Regions from separate parts of the Homo sapiens genome. Here region 2 is linked to region 1. Evidence: read pairs that join two places in POLR2A ChIA-PET (ENCODE). Cell type or tissue: PC-9. All regions are shown on one strand. Links, peaks and the distances in the headings refer to the core of each region. The heading gives the core; the rest is flanking DNA.

Region 1 (4,386 bases), core at 254-4,253:
AGAGATGGGTCTCACCATGTTAGCCAGGCTGGTCTCGATCTCCTGACCTCGTGATCCGCCCACCTCGGCCTCCCAAAGTGCTGCGATTACAGGCGTGAGCCACCGCACCTGGCCCAGGGTGTTCAGTTTTCTAGCCCAAAGCAGAAGTAAAAAATAAAGGCCAGGTGTGATGGCTCATGCTTGTAACCCCAGCACTTTGGGAGGCCGAGGCAGGTGGATCGCTTGAGCTCAGGTGTTTGAGACCAGCCTGGGCAACATGGCAAGACCCTGTCTCTATTAAAATAAAATTTAAAAATTTAAGGGCCGGGCATGTGGACTCACGCCTATAATCCCAGCACTTTGGGAGGCCGAGGGTGGCAGATCCCGAAGTCAGGAGATCGAGACCATCCTGGCTAACACAGTGAAACCCCGTCTCTACTAAAAATACAAAATAATTAGCCAGGCATGGTGGCGGGCGCCTGTAGTCTCAGCTACTCGGGAGGCTGAGGCAGGAGACTGGCATGAATTCAGGAGGCGGAGCTTGCAGTGAGCCGAGATCACACCACTGCACTCCAGCCTGGATGACAGAGTGAGACTCCGTCTCAAAAACAAAAAAAAAATTTTAAAACACACATAAAAAAAGCTAAATATAAGAACGGAAAAAGGAGCTGTTAGAGTCAGACATAAAGACAATGCTAAAAAATAACCATCATCAACTTAGCAAAGAAAGAAGAGAGAGAGAGAGGGGAGAAATACAGCAGTCATTTGGATCTCAAATACTTTTACACAGTGATAGCTGAGATTCATACAAACATTCATGTTTTGGCCAGGTGTGGTGGCTCACGCCTGTAATCCCAACACTTTGGGAGGCCAAGACAGAACTGCTTGAGCCCAGGAGTTCAAGGCCAGCCTAGGAAACAGAGGAAGACCCCATCTCTCCAAAAAGTTTAAAACTAGCTAGGCATGATGGCATGCACCTGTAGTCTCAGCTACTTGGAAGGCTGAGATGGGAGGACTGCTTGAGACCAGAAGATTGAGGCTGCAGTGAGCCCTGAGTGCACCACTGCACTCCAGCCTAGGCAATGAAGCAAGACTCCATCTCAAAAAACCAACAAAAATGCACATTTCCATATGCAAATCTATTTTTTGAAATCCTCCAATTTCAAAAGATAATCCAAAGCCATCATGATCATTATCAATATATCTATATAGTGCACACTTACCACTGCAATTTTCCCCAGTCAAGAATGCATACTAAACCAGGCACCGTGGCTCAGGCCTGTAATCCCAGCACTTTGGGAGGCCAAGGTGGGCCAATCACCTGAAGTCAGGAGTTTGAGGCTAGGCTGGCCAACATGGTGAAATCCCATCTCTACTAAAAATACAAAAATTAGGCCGGCGCAGTGACTCACACCTGTAATCCCAACACTTTGGGAGGCCAAGGCAGGTGGATCACCTGAGATCAGGAGTTCAAGATCAGCCTGGCTAACATGGTGAAACACTGTCTCTACTAAAAATAAAAAAAAATTAGTCTGGCATGGTGGCACATGCCTGTAATCCCAGCTACTTGGGAGGCTGAGGCTGAACAATCACTTGAACCCGGGAGGCAGAGGTTGCAGTGAACTGAGATTGGGTCACTGCACTCCAGCCTGAGTAACAGAGCGAGACTCTGCTTCAAAAATAAAATAAAATAAAAATATAAAAATTAGCCAGGCATGGCCGGGCGCGGTGGCTCACGCCTGTAATCCCAGCACTTTGGGAGGCCAAGGCGAGTGGATCACAAGGTCAGGAGATCAAAATCATCCTGGCTAACACGGTGAAACACCGTCTCCACTAAAAAAAAAAAAAAAAAAACAACTAGCTGGGCATGGTGGCGGGCACCTGTAGTCCCAGCTACTCCAGAGGCTGAGGCAGGACAATGGCGTGAACCCGGGAGGCAGAGCTTGCAGTGAGTCAAGATCGCGCCACTGCACTCCAGCCTGGGCGATAGAGCAAGACTCCATCTAAAAAAAAAAAAAAAAAATTAGCCAGGCATGGTGGTACGCACCTGTAATCTCAGCTTATCGGGAGGCTGAAGTGGGAAAATCGCTTGAACCTGGGAGGTGGAGGTTGCAGTGAGCCGAGATCACGCCACTGCACTCCAGCCTGGGCGACAAGAGCAAAACTCCACCTCAAAAAAAAAAAAAAGAAGATAAAAAGTAGCAAATTATAGAAAGTCCCTTATGCAAAAGAAAGCTTATTTCACTTTTATTCTTTTTTATGTTTGGTGCTTGAATAAATTCTCAACTAAAAGGAAAATTACTATACAGAAGTAGTCACTTGCTAAACATTACAGGTTGCAAAGGTTTACTCAATGACAAACCAAAAGGAAACTTATTTGCCTAACTATATTTGACTGTCATCTAGGTAAAGGGTCATGGAGCTTTCATGAGCAGGTTGGTTCAATTGTGCAACAAGGAAAATAAGCTTCCAAGCATAATGAGACTTATTATTACATATAAATTGTTCTTTCTGACAGAGGAAAGGACTGCCTAGCATTCTGCATAAAATCACAATGGCTTCAGCAGACAATGGCCCTATTTGAATCAGGGTGGAATCTGCAAGGGTAGAAAATTCATGCCTCAGTTAATTGTAATCTATAGAAGGCATGGATTTCAAAACAGCAAAGATAGGAGAGAATCAGACAAGATCTAGTTAGATCCTAAAGCTCATCTCTGAAGGGAGCTAATATAGTGACAATGTAAGCAGCATTATCTGCTCACTTCATGCCAAGGGGTATTTCCAACACCTATTAGTGATTAATGAGACATGCTATGTCATTACAGACTACAGGGTAGCCTCAGTTGAGGTTAAACACAAAATGGAACTTCAGACACCATTTCACTAAAAGCTCACATCCAAAGGCAGATTTAATTTCACTGATCCAGCCTTTCAAGACTAACCATAAGAGAAGACTGCCCAGGTGGAATACCAAAGAAGCTTCTGATTCAGATCACCGTTTCAAACAAAAGTAAAACAAAATTGTTCAGGAAGCAGTTCAATTCCAAACAGGAAGCTGTACTAAATACTCCCAACAGTATTAGCCACAAGAGGGATGTTAGAAAGGGCTAGGAAGCAAAGAGGACAACCAGCACCTATCCTATAAAGTTAATTGGAAGCTTAGTTAACTCATTTCCACTAAAGCAGAATGTTAGAATTCAGAAGAAATGAATTTTTTTTTTTAGCAACAACCTGGACTACAGTTCTTTTTTTTTTTTTCCCCCCCTGGATACAGAGTCTTGCTCTGTTGCCCAGGCTGAAGTGCAGCGGCACGATGTCAGGTCACTGCAAACTCCACCTCCCGGGTTCAAGCCATTCTCCTGCCTCAGCCCCCGGGGTAGCTGGGATTACAGGCACGTACCACCACACCCAGCTAATTTTTGTATTTTTAGTAGAGATGGGGTTTCACCATGTTGGCCAGGCTGGTCTCGAACTCCTGACCTCAGGTGATGCGCCTGCCTTGGCCTCCCAAAGTGACGGAATTACAGGCGTGGGCCACCATGCCAGCAATTTTTAACAAACCTGATGACACACGATAGCAGTAATTTAGGAGCTGGCCTCCTTTAACACAAAGGTTAATAAGACAGCCCCTCCCCACACACAAACCTGTGGATCAGCTTTAAGTTTTAGCTTAATTTGACATAACAAATAAAAGTAAACTGGAAAGCTATTTCAAGGGTCCATCTAAAAGACTATTACTTAACCAGACTTTCTTTCAAATTGATCTAGGGTTCTAATGAGCAAAATTCATCCTAGCTGCTGCGGTGGGGAGAGTCAGGGGAGGGCCACCAGTGACAAGCAGAATCAATTATCCTAAACAAAAAGCACCTAAGCATAATTTAGAGACAAAGCATGGTTCAGTGGAAAGAACACTGACTTTGGAGCCAGACCAGCCTGTGCTCTAGAACTAATACTTGGTGCCTCAGGACTCTGAGCCAGTTATCTGGCCCCTCGGAAGCGCATCAGCATCCTCAGCAATTATTATGAGCTTTACGCTGCAAAGATGTTTATGAGTATTAGAAATACAACATAAAGGGTCTAAGAAACCCTTTTCTTTGGTTCAAGGAAAGAGCTAAATGAACTGCAACTTTTATATTATTAGGTAAATTCAACCTGACCTTTTAATTCCTTTTCTGCATAAAATAACTTTCACCCTGTAATTCTAACCTGGCACATGGTAAGAGCTCAATAGCAGTAAATATTATTATCCAGCAAATTCACTAAACCTGTCCTTACACATAAACATCTATAAAACTTACAGCAACACTCCACTTGTAAAAAATTTTAAATAGGATCAGAGAATATGCTGACTAAAACCAACCCACTCACTGAGCAACCAGTTCTGTAGCTACATCAAGTATAGGGGCA
Region 2 (4,386 bases), core at 195-4,194, 56 kb after region 1:
CCCAGGATGCTGGATGAGTACTTTGAGGAGCAGATGAAGGAGATCATCCGAATGTGTTCCCACCACCGCCAGACCATGCTCTTCTCGGCCACCATGACAGACGAGGTGGGCCGAGGGACTTCTCTGTGGCGGGTGGCAGGTGTGCCCAGAGGGGGCCATGCAGAGGACCCTGGCTGGGCTTGAGGGGGTTTGCCTGGGGTGAGCACTGCTTCCTCCTTCCCTACCACCTTGCAGAGAGCTGAGGAAACCTGGCTTTGTGCTTGGCAGGTGAAAGATCTGGCTTCTGTCTCCTTGAAGAATCCTGTCCGGATATTTGTGAACAGCAACACAGATGTGGCTCCCTTCCTGCGGCAGGAGTTCATCCGGATCCGGCCTAATCGTGAAGGAGACCGGGAAGCCATCGTGGCAGGTGGCAGCACAGGGCAAGCCTGGGCAGGGTGGGCTGGTCAGCTTCCTTGAGCTCGTAGTATCCATGCTGAAGTGCTTGGTTTCCCCTGCGCCTCTGCCGTCCAGTCTTCCCCAGCGCAGAGGCTGCACTGCACTAATGATGATCCGCTGCCTCTCTTCTCCACGGGTCCTTCCTCCCTTTGCTTTATCGCCTCACCAATCCTCTTTGTGTCCTGTTCAACTCCCAACCACTTGGCATCAGCTGCTGTTGTACCCGTCAGTCCAGACCACTGTTCTCTGTCGCCTGGATCGTTGCGCAGCCTCTTGCTCGAGCTCCCTGCTTCCACTCGGCCTTTTGTGACTCTCTGCATTGCAGAGCATTTACAATGATTGCTTGCAGAAGACATTCGTACTTATTATGTCCTTATTTGAACACCCTGCGGTGGCTTCCATTGGTCTTAGACTAAAATCCAAACATCTTAGTTTTTTAGGACTCTTCGGGCCTGGCCCTTGCCTGCCCGGGATCCCAGCCTTGGAGGCTTGCTCATGGCTCCAGCCACATTCGCCTGCTTGCACTTTTTTTTTTTTTTCTTTGAGGCAGAGTCTTGCTCTGTCGCCCAGGCTGGAGTACACTGGCACGATCTTGGCTCAATGCAGCCTTTGCCTCCTGGGTTCAAACGATTCTCCTGCCTCAGCCTCCCGAGTAGCTGGGATTACAGGCACTTGCCACCACTTCTGGCTAATTTTTGTATTTTTAGTAGAGATGGGGTTTCACCGTGTTTGCCAGGCTGGTCTTGAACTCCTGGCTTCAAGTGATCTGTCCTCCTTGGTCTCCCAAAGTGCTGGGATTACGGGCATGAGCCACTACATCCAGCCGCCTGCTTGCACTTCTCACTATAAGCTGGTTCCTGCCTCCGGGCCTTCATGTTTGCCATTTCCTCTGTCTAGAATCTTCCCCTGGATCTTCCCATGGATCATCTGCCTTGTCATTCAACCTAATGTCACCTCTTCAGAGAGGCCAGCCCTTAGCTGCTTCCCCCTCGTCCCTGCACTCTCTCTCACAGCATTTTTCACCCCCCAGGAATTGGCTTCTCTGTATCCACCCTGGAATTTGAGTTCCACAGGACAGGGACAGTGCCTGTCTATCCAGTGCCAGGCACAGTGACCATACTTTGTGGATGAGGAGGGGGTACATGTTGAATAAGAGCCTAGAAACAGCTGCCAGCTCAGTCCTCTCTTCCTGCCAGCTTTGTTGACGAGGACCTTCACTGACCATGTGATGCTGTTCACGCAAACCAAGAAGCAGGCCCACCGCATGCACATCCTCCTGGGGCTCATGGGGCTGCAGGTGGGTGAGCTCCATGGCAACTTGTCACAGACGCAGCGGCTGGAGGCCCTCCGGTAACATTTGGGGTGGGGACTGAGGCTCCCACCATCCTTCTGGGGCAGAGAGGATAGAAGGAAGAAGAGGACCCTGAGCATTCTATTAGAACATTAGCAGGGGACACATAGCATGATCTTGGCCTTGAACATTTTAACCTAACCACTGTGAGGTCATGTCTTAGATGTGTTTAGAACTCTAACTTCATAGTCAGAGATGACCCTCATGTCCTTGGATGCTTGTCCCTAGCATGGGAGCTGTTGTGTGGCGTGACAGAGGAAGCTGGCTTGGAAAGGCAACACATGGTCTCTTCTTGGAAGCTTTCTGAGAGTGGTGAACATTCCTGGGTCTGATTGAACAAGATTTAGAGTCAAAGTTAGCAGCCATTACTTGAGCATCTACTTTGCCAGGCACTGTGCTGCGTGCTTTCCATGTGATTTCTTGTTTAGTCCTCAGAGAATGGCATCAAGGTGGTTGGCAAGGAGGAACCCTTTAGAACTCTCCACCTAACCCTGTTCATCAGTGGGTGCTGAAAGGTGTTTGTTAAAGATAGGCTGATTTAAACTGAGACAATTGCCTATGCTGTTAGCAGATACAGAACTACGTTTGCTCTGTATGATGGGTTGTTGAAGGGTGGGTGTAAATATCCCATGTGCTCACATTTAGAATCTATCCCTATTTTTTTTTTTTTTTGAGACGGAGTCTCGCTCTGTCGCCCAGGCTGGAGTGCAGTGGCGCAATCTTGGCTTACTGCAAGCTCCGCCTCCCAGGTTCACGCCATTCTCCTGCCTCAGCCTCCCAAGTAGCTGGGACTACAGGCGCCCGCCACCATGCCTGGCTAATTTTTTGTATTTTTAGTAGAGACGGGGTTTCACCGTGTTAGCGAGGATGGTCTCGATCTCCTGACCTCGTGATCTGCCCACCTCGGCCTCCCAAAGTGCTGGGATTACAGGCGTGAGCCACCGTGCCCAGCCTCTATCCCCATTTTAATGCCCTGTTCTGTCCTCTGCTGGCTCAGGCTCTTGTGGAGCATTATTAGGGGAGGGTGTCTGGATGAACAGCTGTTTGTGACTGTTTCTAGGCGTTTTAAGGATGAACAGATTGACATCCTCGTGGCCACTGATGTGGCAGCCCGTGGACTTGACATTGAGGGGGTCAAAACGGTGAGCAGACACTATCTTCCTTGGACTTTTGGTGGAAGTCTTTTTGCCTCTTCGCACCCCCCTTCCCTTGCCAGGCCTGACGTTCATTTTTGACCTTCTAGGTAATCAACTTCACAATGCCTAATACCATCAAACATTATGTCCACCGGGTGGGGCGAACAGCACGTGCTGGCAGGGCTGGGCGCTCAGTCTCTCTGGTGGGAGAAGATGAGCGGAAGATGCTGAAGGAGATTGTAAAAGCTGCCAAGGCCCCTGTGAAGGCCAGGATACTTCCCCAAGGTGAGCAGGCACCCCTGTGGCAGTGCAGAATGGCTCGGTGGGCGGGGCAAGGACAGAGTGTAATGGCTGAGAGCAGGTACTTTGCAGTTCAGAGCCAGATTTGAATTCCAGCCCTGCTGCTTCCTTGCCGAGTGACCATGTGCAGGTTTCACCTCACCTCTCTGAGCTTGCCTCCTGTGTGTAGAAGGGAATTATGACAGAATTGTAAACACAGTGCCCCATTTAGGTGGAAATTGAGAAGAGAAGGTTGCTTGGGGCAAAATTCTCACTAAACTCCTCTTTCCCTTACTGTTGGTGGTGGGGAAGAGAGAGATCAGTACTCATTCTTTTTGGGTCCTTTCATTGATTTTGTTCCTCTGATCTGTGGGGGTCTTATAAAGCACATCCTCTTTAAAGTCTTTTTTTGTTTTGTTTTGTTCTTGAATTCCTAGGCTCAAGCAATCCACCCACCTTCTGCCTCCCAAAGTGCCGGGATTAACAGTAATGAGCCACCATGCCCAGCCTTAAAAATTTTTAAAGTTATAAAAATAATACATATTTAGCCTGAGCATGGTAGCTCTTGCCTATAACCCAGCACTTTGGGAGGCCAAGGCAGGAGGATTGCTAGAGGCCAGGAGTTCAAGACCAACCTGAGCAATATAGTGAGCTGCCTGTCTCTAAAAAAAAAAAATTAGCTGGGCATGGTGGTGTGTGCCTGTAGTCCCAGCTATTCAGAAGGCTGAGGCAGGAGATCTCTTAAATCCAGGAGGTTGAGGCTGCAGTGAGCTATGATTGTGCCACTGCACTGCAGCCTGGGCAAAAGTGCAAGACCCTGTCTCTAAAAAATGAAATGAAAAGTACGTATTTATTGTTGGAAATTAGTAAATAAAAAAAAATGTAATTCTGTGTCAAAGAGCTCACCACTGGTAGCATTTAGGTGTATGTCTTTTCAAACCATTTTTCCTTTCTTAAATGTCCCTTTTATTTTTTTCATTTTCATTGTCTTCATTTAATCAGCGACTAGTTATTGAGTCCTGCTGTGGGCCTAGTGCTATTGATTCTGTTCTAGGTGCTGGGGATACAGCAGGGAACAAAGCAGAGCTGTGGTTCTGGGAGAAAGAGACAATAAATAAGCTAACAGTAGATGTGATTGAGAACAGCAGGAGGAGACTGCCTCATTAAGCTGTTAAGGAAAGG

Evidence for each region. Peaks named below come from ENCODE experiments on the same cell type or tissue, not always from the same donor. Only the 100,000 strongest peaks of a DNase experiment are listed, where the experiment ranks them.
Region 2: POLR2A ChIA-PET joins it to region 1 with 8 read pairs; 9 of 35 experiments call an interaction of 5 or more read pairs at or near these places.

What each region holds. Positions count from the first base shown.
Region 1 is chr20:49,177,096-49,181,481 of GRCh38, forward strand. The region is part of intron 1 of STAU1 (staufen double-stranded RNA binding protein 1); the gene reads right to left. Among named protein-coding and RNA genes, the nearest start is that of STAU1, 9.0 kb to the right of the region's middle. RefSeq lists an enhancer at 3,368-3,896. In PC-9, for the core only: no CTCF peak of the experiment used is centred there; a DNase peak (open chromatin) is centred at 2,386; H3K4me3 peaks cover 938 bases; H3K27ac peaks cover 1,819 bases.
Region 2 is chr20:49,233,301-49,237,686 of GRCh38, forward strand. It overlaps DDX27 (DEAD-box helicase 27), which reads left to right. Exons shown (of 21, transcript NM_017895.8): 10 at 6-105; 11 at 268-409; 12 at 1,635-1,788; 13 at 2,850-2,931; 14 at 3,033-3,210. Among named protein-coding and RNA genes, the nearest start is that of DDX27, 16 kb to the left of the region's middle. In PC-9, for the core only: no CTCF peak of the experiment used is centred there; no DNase peak of the experiment used is centred there.